Linked DNA regions of Mus musculus: region 2 is linked to region 1. A link is a loop called in an ENCODE intact Hi-C map of the cell type or tissue named here. Cell type or tissue: left cerebral cortex. All regions are shown on one strand. Links, peaks and the distances in the headings refer to the core of each region. The heading gives the core; the rest is flanking DNA. Region 1 has its middle 75 kb from the start of Gm34637. Region 2 overlaps Gm34489 (a long non-coding RNA gene).

Region 1 (5,385 bases), core at 212-5,211:
AAAGGACAATCATTTCTATTCTGCAACACCAAGCCCGATTCGCTTAAATGGAAAATGAGTTTGTCTTGGATTTGATTTTTTTTTTCCTAAACAGTTCTGTTATATAGCAAGAAATGGGAGAGAGGGGAGAGAGAATATCTGTATGGCAGTGTCTGCCAGGGTTGCAGGTCAGTGAGGCAAGTAGAGGTAATGGCCAGTCATCAGGATCTGCCTCCCAAAGGCAGTCTTACACTGTGCATGAGATTGTGCGCATTATGGTGGCCTCACGAACTGCTGGACAAGTGATAAGGCCAGTATAGGGCCATCTCATCTGCTGCCTCACTGGGTTCAGAGGTCTTAGTGAACAAGTAGCCTCCAGACTTGCAGTACCGACCAAAGCAATGGAGTGGCTGCCTTGGTGAATGAGAAGAAGCCAATTCTGAGAAGTGGCCAGCCACCTCCAGATGATCAACATATACTTCTCAGGCGACAGAAATTCTGAGAACCCAGCTCCCCGAACAACCCAGTAATTCAAGTCAGTGGCAAACACTGCAAGTGTATTTATTGTAGGCACTAGGGGATTCATACCCCTCTAGAGAATACGAGGGACGGCCTTTTCCCTGTGGGACAAAGGAGTAGTGTGTAGGTAGTGGAACAATCACTTTTGTTTAAACCCGGTCTCTGTCATCCCTATTGCACATCCAGGGATGATCACCCAGAAGTCTCAGATGCCAGGCTAAGAATCCTTTATATGGTCCAACTTCTTCACTTCAGGAATGGTTAAACAGAAAGCTCTAACTCCAGGTGACATCATGAGAGCTTCTCTCTTGTCCTGATAGATAACCATAGCCACCTCAGTTTCACATATCGATTCTAAAACATGTCTCCACAGACAACACCCAGTCTTTGATGGTTAAGAAGACATCACTATGGCACCGCTGGGCAAGGACATCACATGAAAAACTTTTGAAGGACATGTATGGGATGGCGCCACTTATAGGGACATACTGAGTAACCCTGAAGAGAGGCCCAAGACCTCTCAAAGTACAGTCTGCCCCACATACTATGCCAACCGTTTACTTCTTCCCTATTCCATGCTCTGCTCTGGTAATGAGGTGAGTTTACACTGCAGGAAGTGCCCTCACACTACAGGAAGTATCTTTACAGTACAGGAAGTACCCTCACACACAGGGAGTGCTTTTACTCTGCAGGAAGTGTCCTCACATTACAGGAAGTGACTTCACACTGCAGCAAGCATCCTCACAGTGCTGGAATCTGGCACCTGTTTTTCCTCCTTCTTGCCACCCTTCTTCCCTCCTTCACCTGGATTTTTCCTCCTCATTATCTAATTTTCATTTGTGTTCCTTTCTTAAGAAAGCCTTCCCCAAGATTAACTTACTTAAATCAGTCAAGATCCAGTGAGAATCCAGGTTATTGCACTCTAAGTTTATTTAAGACGGGTTAGACAGGCATGGAAAAGCTAACACAATTTTCTAAAATTGGTATCAAGTTTACTCAGCCAGCCAAGACTAGCTGTAGATTTGAAGAACAAAAAGGAATTAAGTTTGGTTACTAAGATCTAGAACTCAAGAAGGGGTACAGAAGACCACCAAACGCCTGTCACATATGTGTGCCCAGGGTCTCTGCAAACACCCAAAATAGTGCTTGGACATCTAAGTATGGCAAGAGCATGGTCACAGGAAACATAAAGACTTGGGGTTCATGCAGTCCCTACGTGACTGATGCCAAGTGTAGTGTATTGTAGAGAGCACACTATGCACTTGATCACCAAAATCCACTAGGGCTGGACCTCTCTATTGTTGCTGTAAGAGTTCCAAAACAAGATGGAAGCCCATGCCACCCACTGGTATCAGGATGTAACCATCTATTAAGACATGCTGGAAAATGTTATTTTCAGACCCTATCTCCAGCATTGCAAAGTATAGAATGAATAACTGGCTCAATCCCACATGATATGTTGTCTGTCTGTCTGTCTGTTTCGATTTTGGCCATCTGGACTGGCAAAAGCTACCATGTATCTACTGCATGACTTCAGGTATCAACATCCAGAATACATTTAAAGGTCAACTGAACAAGAAGGAGTAAAATATTTCTGGGTCTTAATTTGCACAACTGCAAAGAAGAGATGAATTCCTTTCCACAGAACACTGGGAATAATACTAAGTTCATTGGTGTGAGCAGTTCGTGGGACATTTGGACTCGGGTTCTGACAGAGTATGGGAATCTTCTATGGATAATGTTCACTTTCACCAGGAGTCAAGCTCTGATCTTGTTTTGTACAGTGTGTGAGGAGGCTGAGAAAAGTTTGTGAAGCCCACTTACCACCTATCTTCCCCTAAAGAGTTTCCAAAGCTCCTTCAGCTATTTCTGTCCTGTGGTACTTGAGTGACTACACGGGTTATCACCCATGACATACATTTTCATATGAGTGCTGACATTTCTGCTGTTTCTTGATAGGACCATGTCACCTATGGTGCCCTGTGAAAAGCAATCAACAAATGTTCTGACCTTAGGGTGTTGGGGGTGGAGACAGTGGACAAAAATGAAGTACATCTGTGTCCCAGATTCCTCACAGTGCTCGGAAGATGAGAAAGAGTGGATTGTTTAAAACTTACCTGTGAAATCTGTTGGGCAGATATGTGAGAGACGATAGTGTTTTGCACACAACCAGCATGCTTGATCAAAGATGTATTTATACATGCTGTGTAGGTATGGAATTACTCGGGGTCCAGGCTGTTACCTTTAAATCTTCCTAGTGGCCAAGTCAAGAACCTCAGGGTCTGGTTCTTCCCTGCTTGCTTCCTCTATAAATCTGGATGCATCCCTCCTGTGTTTGGCTTGACTGGCCCTCAACTTGAGTTGTGCTTTTGCAATCACCTGGTCCTAACTGCTAGTGCTCTGATTTCACTGGTGCAGGATGGAGAACAATATACCACAGCCAAAGTTTCCCAAATGATCTTCTGGTGCCCTGGGAACAGGGCCATAAGACTCTCTTATGTCTTTAATGTTCCCAGAACTACCTGTAGGGCGTGGTAAAACATGATCAGCTCAGCAGGTCTGGCAACCAGCATTTCTGATAGATTCCCGAGTGTGTTTGGGTGGCAGACTGGAGCCATGTTAAGAGAAACCCAATGATTGTCAATGACAAGGTGATTTTGTTCATCAGGAAACATGTCGATGTCCAGCAATATTGGGCTTCACCACTAGGGAGAACATGCTACTGGCATCTAGTGGATAGAGACCAAGGATGCAGCTAAGCATTCTACAATATAGAGAGTATAGTTCTCTCTTCTCAGCAAAGAATCATCCCAAGAAAGAAAAGGCCCAAGGGTTTTGGATTTCTTTGAACTCCCAGGTAATATTCAAAGTATCAGTCAGTCTTCCCTTACTCTGGTTCCTGTGACCTAAAGACATTCTCTGAGCCAGGGATAGATCTCAGTGGTAGAGGTATTTGAACAAACACGTACTCCCTGAGCTGACAGAAATTATCATTCACTACTCCGTTTTCAAAGAAAGGGTCACCTCTGACACCTGGAGTGGTCACCGCATCAGGAGAATGTATCATAGTCCTAATGCTGAATGGATGAACTGACTTCACCATCCCAATGTCTCTTCAGCAAGGATTCCTGAGAGTCAAGGATCTTGTCTTATTCTTCTGAATAGAACACAGAGCTCAGCACTCATCAGGAGCCCAAACTTGTCTCTGTAAGGACTTAGGTGCTTGTAGCAATGACTATTGGTACTGCAGTGAAGAGGACCTATTGGTTGGCTTCTGGGTTGATGCAATGCTCAGCACTTGGTCCTTTCCTTGCCTGTGACTTTCCTTCACCAAATGCTTTTATCTGCATCATCTCATCTGTTCTTTAGCATAAAGTGAGGCAGAGAGCAGGGCTAAGCCATGATTGTGGAAGGGAAATGAACCTGCACACAACAGAAACTTCAACGACAGCAAGAGTCCAGCAGCCCTGTCACCCAGGCAGGCTCCCCTTCCTCCAATTCCATATCTTCTCCTGCTTTGCTTCACAGAAGATACCACGTCCAATGGTCTCAAGACCACTAGAGGTGTTTTGTTGAGACTGGGATGTTAGGGACCAATTCTAACAAATGTCTGGCAAGACGTTTGTACAGTCTATACAAGCTCATGTTCCACCAATACAGTCCATGGTTTCTTTTCACAAATATGCATTAATCACACAAGCTGGAAGATCTGAATACTAAGTTCTAGCTCAGTAGTTCTCAGCCTTCCTAGTGCTGCACCTCTTTAATACAGCTCCTCATGTTATGGTGACCCCCACCATAAAATTATTTTGGCTGCAACTTCATAACTTTTCTATTATTATGAATTTTCACTGTAAATATCTGGTATGAAGGATATCTGCTATGTGACCCCCCCAAAGGGATCCCGACCCACAAGCTGAGAACCACTGCTCTAGAGAAAACACAACTGGACAGAGTAGGCTGATTAAATGATGCCAATGCAGAGACTAAACTCTAGGCAGAACTTCAGGATTTGTCCAGATCTACCGGATCAGACACATTTCATTTTGGGTATTAGTAACTTTGTGGATGAGTAGGTTCAGAAGTCAACACCAGGTGTCCTCCTCAATCAAACTTTATTCTTTGAGACAGGGTCTCTCACTGGAACCAGGGACTCACTGAAAAGATGGTGAGCTCCCGGAATCCTCCTGACTCTGTTTCTTGGGTTCTGAAAGAATGACATGCCCTGACACACACACTTCCACAGCCAGCTTTCACATAGGTTCTGGGGATTCAAGCACAGATTCTCATGCCTGTGGGGCAAGTCTTTTACCAACTGGGCCTTCTCTCCAGTCTTTGCGCCATAGTGTCTGTGACCACTCCTAGGTTGCTTCCAACAATCTGATTTTTCCACCCTCACTCAAGACCCAACATTCCCCTACCCCCGTTTTGTGGGAGTGTACACGCGTGCATACACACACACACACACACACACACACACACGAGTTTTTGATGTAGTAATGGGCTACTATGGCCCATTATTACTCTTATACATTTGTGCCTGCCATTCTTCCTTTGTGCTGGCAGGCATGTCTGGCCTTTGTATCTGCCTAGGAGATACTCTCTCATCTCTAATGGCCAAAGTCAAGCCTCCTCTTCCTTACGAAGCCTGCAAACACCCATAAGATAATCTGTCTCTTCTACTGTGCTCTCCATCCTTTGTGCTGCTCCTGCTGCACCCCCATTTCCATTGTTTGGTGGAAATTACATGCTTTCTATATTCTAACTTAGCATAGACTCCAAGGCTGTATCCACTTCTAGATTGTTAGCACTAGGTACCACATCTAAAATAGAACACAGCAGACATTCAGTATGTTCTCTCTCTCTCTCTCTCTGTTTCTGTCTCTG
Region 2 (5,329 bases), core at 330-5,329, 160 kb before region 1:
CCCAAGGTCCCAGGACTTAAGGGGGTCTGGGCTGCTTGCCCTGGGTATGAGAGCATATGTCCCTGTGAGCTTAACCTTCCATCCAATTGCATTTTCTCATAAATTCCAAGTTTGGCCTTGTGTGCTAATGCTTCAATGTACATTTCTTAGGAAAAACTCAACTTTGCTTTTCTGGTCTCTTCAGCTCAGGATAGAAGTGGGGAGAAGAGAACATTTCCGATAGATATTATGGGCAGATGTTTCTTAGAACAACTCAAACAAAGGCAGCAAGATAGCATCTGGTCCCTTACTATACTAAGCAATGAGAATGGAAAAGACAAGTGTAGTAGGTCTTCCTCACACTGTCATATGAGCCAAGTAAATGCTGGGCTCAGATTTGTAAGTTGGTATCAAAACTTCCAAAGCTGTGACAGATGAGACAGGAAGGCTAAAAGGTTGCTTGGGTAATGTGGCTGTGTTCTTACTGTACAGTAGACTCTCGCCCATAGCCAGAGTATTTCATTAGCATTTGGAGCCAGTAGTCTCTAGAAGTGAGATGAATAGGAGTTTTCTGAGAACTTTGGTGTCAAGGTCATTATTTAACATTTAGTACTATAATAAATGTCTCGACTGTTTAAAGATTTCATAGGCAAACTCAGAGTCAGCATATAGGAAATGTTTACTGACTCATATACGCACAAGATCCCAGAAATTGAAGGCTCTCTGACATCATCTAACCATACTGACTCATTTTAAATGACGACTCAATAAGTAGAAAGGAGTGATATGATTTGTCCTAGTCATTTAGATAGCATATACACTAGGGAAGATCATGATATAGTCACTGTTTAGTTTTTCACTTCCATAATACACGCTCATTGAGCACCTACTAACCCCTCGTCATAACATTAGGCTGTGACAAATGGATATGAGTATGAAGCAACTTCTGCCTCCTAAGTCCCAGGGAATCATGTAAAGTTATGACAGAAATCTTGGGCAAGGAGAGGAGACCAGAGAACTGTTGCTCTACTGAGAGACTGGAGACATCTAAGAATGGACATCCTATTTGAGTAGAGTCTTGGAGAAAAAGACTGGAGCAATGAAGCATTCCATGTGGAAGACTCCATTAAGCACCTTCTGGGTCAAGTCAATTTAAAGCTCAAGAGGGGTTCTATTGTTGCTAGATTCTAAAATCTCCGGAATAAAAAGTACTTCAACATAGAAAACTTAGAAGAGAGCCAGACTGACTTTTCAATGACATCTCATGGCCAAGAATCAAAAGAGATCTTCAAAAGAATGAGAAGTTATTTTGGGGGTCCCCAGCAAGAATCTTACCAATAAATTCTAACTCTCCTTACAGATATTTGAAACCACAACCACTTGAGGATATAAAAGAGATAAGTACCCTGCAGAGGCAGGACCCCAGTGATAGAGAATTTGTCAGTAAGTACCCAGAACAGTTCGGTACTCAATAAGTCAATCAGGAAACCTTTCCTCCTGACTCTCAGTGAAAGGCATTTGATTTATAAAGAAACTATCTCTGTAGAAACATGTAAAGTCCACTATCGACCCTTTCTCTAGAGCATTGGAAGGAGTTTTTATTGTGACTTGTTTGTTGTGGTCAAGGGTGGTAATGGTGTAGACAGACTGGCTTAGGCCACTTGTTAGTTGTGTGAATAATTAGACAAATTATAGAACCCCTTCCATGTGTCAGGCATAATACCTACCTTATACAGGTTTTGAAATCCCTTAGCTATATGCCATTCATATACTGTTCATTCATACCATTTGCTTAATGTTTTTTTCTAGTACTGTCACTATTTTTTTTAAGTTAATATATCATTACTGCCAAAGTCCTGCAGGGAGAACTGGTCTTTCTCTTCAGCTCTCAGCTGTTGTTAAGTAGATTGGCTGGCCATTGTTGGGTAGCATCTCTTCTCTCATCCACTACCTACTATAATGTTATAAGCCATGTGAAAGAATCAGACACAGTTTCCACACCAAGGGATCTATAATTAGATCATGTGTAATTATTACTAGTTTATTACTACTACTATATTACCCTTGAAAATAATATAAATGTGTCAGTTTTCCATTACTGTAAGATCACAGCCAAATAAACTGCTTTTACAGAAGAGCGGTTTGTTTTTGCTCAGGGTTTCAGAAGGTTCTGTGTGTGGTTGATTGGTTCTGTTCCTTTGGGCCCAGGCTTAGAGTGTGCGATCAAAGAAACTGCAAGAAGCAAAATAAGAAAGAGCAAGGGTCCAGGGTCCTAATGTTTCCCAAACAATCTACCATTTCTCACCAGCCTTCAACTCCTGAATGTCTACAACTTCCCAGCAATGCCACCAGCTGGTGACCAAGCCTTTAACATATAGCCTTTCAAGGGTGTATTTAAGATCCAAACATAATGAATATGGAAAATGTGAATCTAAGTGCTTTAATTCTGTCTTTAGTACATCTTCCCCCTTCATGTTTGTCTTGATTAAGTTCTGTCCACCCAGTACAGCTGCTGGATGTTTTGAGTCTGGATTCAATCAGTATAACAAAACCACACAGCAATTTGAAAAAGGAAAGCAGTCTAATATGAGGAGTCAGTAACCAGGAGATTTTGGAGAGATTAGCTAATACATAAAAAGAACAATAGGGACAACATAAAAATGTATGCTGAGGGCTGGAGAGATGCTTCTGTAGTTTGCTACACTCCGTTCTTCCCTAGGACCTAGGTTTGATTCACAGCAGCTCACAACTACCTCTAACTTCAGTCCCAAGGGATGTGATACCCTCTTCTGGCCTTCTCAGGCACTGCATGCATGTGCATAGACATACATGTAGGTCAAACACAATTATACATAGCAAAGTAAATAAATCTTTAAAAAGTTACTGAGTGATGTATTGACTAAGATATCAGAATTTAAAGAAACTTTTAACATAATCATATAATGTTGACATAGCTAACACAAGGAGCTCTCACACCTAGGACTAAGATCACATATTCAAGCCAAAGTTTCCCTGGGGCTGGGATGAAGCTTTGTTGAAGAGTTAATAAGAGTCACCTGTGATACTCTGGAAAATTATCCTATACAATGACAGGGAGAGCTGTGCATGGAGATGGAATAACCTCAGAGCTCTTCCTATGAGGCCATCTGTGGCTGGGGGTGCCACAGGACACCAAATCTTGATGCATCGGGTCCTCTTGCCCTCCAGGAGCCATGCACACTTAATAGACTACAGAGAAGTTGTCTTAGTGTATACAACCCTTCTCTGGCCCTAATATGGGCTTAGGTGGCTATTTCTAGTTGATGGCTTTTATTAAGCTTATGTTCAGTTAAATTGCTTTGAGTGATGTTGCTATTCATCCTTGCTGCCATATTTTCTGGTATTTAGTCTGGATGTCCATCAGCTAATGTCCACTGGCTGAATCTTCTGAGCCAGGTATGAACGTTCCCTCCCAAGTCGCTGAGTTTCTGTGCTGGTTTGGTTTCTTTCGTCCTTGGTAATCCCCTTGGGCCTTTTCTAGACCTCAGATGTTCAACTTCCACCTTTTCTTAAAAAATTACTTCCATGTTACTATGGGAAATGAAGCTTTTCCCTCTCTATCTCCTACTTAATCCACAAAACTGCTCTAAAGCATTGTTAGATACTGAAGTTTTACATTTGATTGTGTTTAAATCCATCTAGACTTCTCTTCCTATGGGAAAGGTGTATAGAGGTTCGAGAAAATCATATGTGTGTCTACCAGTGTACACTTTCCTATTGCTAACACAAACTGGGAACAATAGAGATTTCTGGACATGAGACAGAATTTTCATCCCAAATTAAAAAAAAAAAAAAAAGAACGAAGGACTATAGCTGGATTCCTAGTGCTGGAGCACATTATTTCTACATAGTTCTCAAGTTAAAGTGCATGCCAGGAGCTAGAAATGGTCCAGCGTTCACGGAGAGGACAGCGGCTCTAAGTTCTAAAGCTGGTGAACAAGGGGTAGAGAAGATAGGGAACCACAGCCAAAATGGACAGATGTTGGCTACTGGAGAGAATAAATCTGCCTGCCCAGGAAAAAGAAACAGAAAAATCTAACATTCAGAAAATGCCTTAAAGTAATCTTATCCCTGTGCATTTTCTAACACTGCATGGATTGTGAACTGTGTGAATGTGTGTAGGTGTTTGCTGAACGGCAAAATTACAGCACTCCATTCTCTCTCTTTTTTTTCAGATTCTAACTGTTTATCTTGGGGAGACAGGTGTCTCTCCTTTTATTCATGGCTGCAGCAGCACAAATTTCCAAGTCACATCTGGTTGACATTCACTAGCAGCACGTTTGCCTTCTGTTCTTGCAGTGTCAGAGGGTTGCAGAGGCCTGGCTACACCGGAGCAAGGCTGCATCCCAAGCCAGTGGGCATAGCAGCGTGGATAAATATTCGGGTGTTCCCAATTCTCTGCACATCTCTGAGACAAGCATGGACGTTTGTGGTAATTAAAATGGCGTGAAATGTGCGGTGTCAGGAAACACAGCTATTTTTCCCCTTCTTCCAAACATAATGCTATTTATAGCACCATGCTTCACCACTTATTTGCTGGGCAATGACACCAAGAAACTGATATTAAGTAAAGAAGCCAATTTACTCCACAAAAAACATCTATTATCTTTATCACCAACAGAGACTGAAAAATAATCAATTAGAACGCAGCGCTGGGGAGTGACTAATTGAATTGCTAAACATACAATATTGGAGAAGTCGCTCTGGGGACCTAAATATCAATCTATGGAATGAGCAAGAACTGGTCCATGCAAGCTGAACATTGGTATCACTGAGCACATCAGAATCCCATTCATCAATAGGCTTTACCCACAGATCAAGTCTTCATTCTGAAACTCCTGCATTTCAATGTGATCTTACTGCATGGGAGGAGTTGCCCATTCACAAAGTGTGCACTTGTTATAGCACATTCATTCCAAAATATACTTATATCTGACTACTACCCTTATTAGGTCTATAATGACCTCAACCTAGAACACACATCTTTTTAGAACATTTAAAACCAACAAGTTAGATCTTTGTAATGGAAGGAACTTGAGACCTAGGCTATATAGTTAGTTTATTGAGAGAACCAACAGAGAGCACAGGACTCTCTACCCCCTCTTTTCTGTTTGTCTGTTTCTCCCCCTCTCTCCTCCTACCCTCCTCTTGGTGTATTTGTGTGGTATATGCATGCATGTGTATGTGGGTATGGCTACCTGTACATGTGCAGAGGCCAGAAGACAACATTAGATATCCTGCTCCACTAATCTCTGCTTTATTCCTTTGAGATAGACTCTTTCATTGAACCTGTAGCTAGGTTAACAGCCAG

Evidence for each region. Peaks named below come from ENCODE experiments on the same cell type or tissue, not always from the same donor. Only the 100,000 strongest peaks of a DNase experiment are listed, where the experiment ranks them.
Region 2: it touches region 1 in a loop (2.2-fold over the local background); 4 of 42 quality-filtered maps call a loop at or near these places.

What each region holds. Positions count from the first base shown.
Region 1 is chr12:12,592,396-12,597,780 of GRCm38, forward strand. No RefSeq gene overlaps it. Among named protein-coding and RNA genes, the nearest start is that of Gm34637, 75 kb to the right of the region's middle. In left cerebral cortex, for the core only: a CTCF peak has its summit at 3,192 (motif pointing left); no DNase peak of the experiment used is centred there.
Region 2 is chr12:12,436,867-12,442,195 of GRCm38, forward strand. All of the region lies in intron 1 of Gm34489 (a long non-coding RNA gene), which reads left to right. Among named protein-coding and RNA genes, the nearest start is that of Gm34489, 18 kb to the left of the region's middle. In left cerebral cortex, for the core only: a CTCF peak has its summit at 2,781 (motif pointing left); a DNase peak (open chromatin) is centred at 4,193.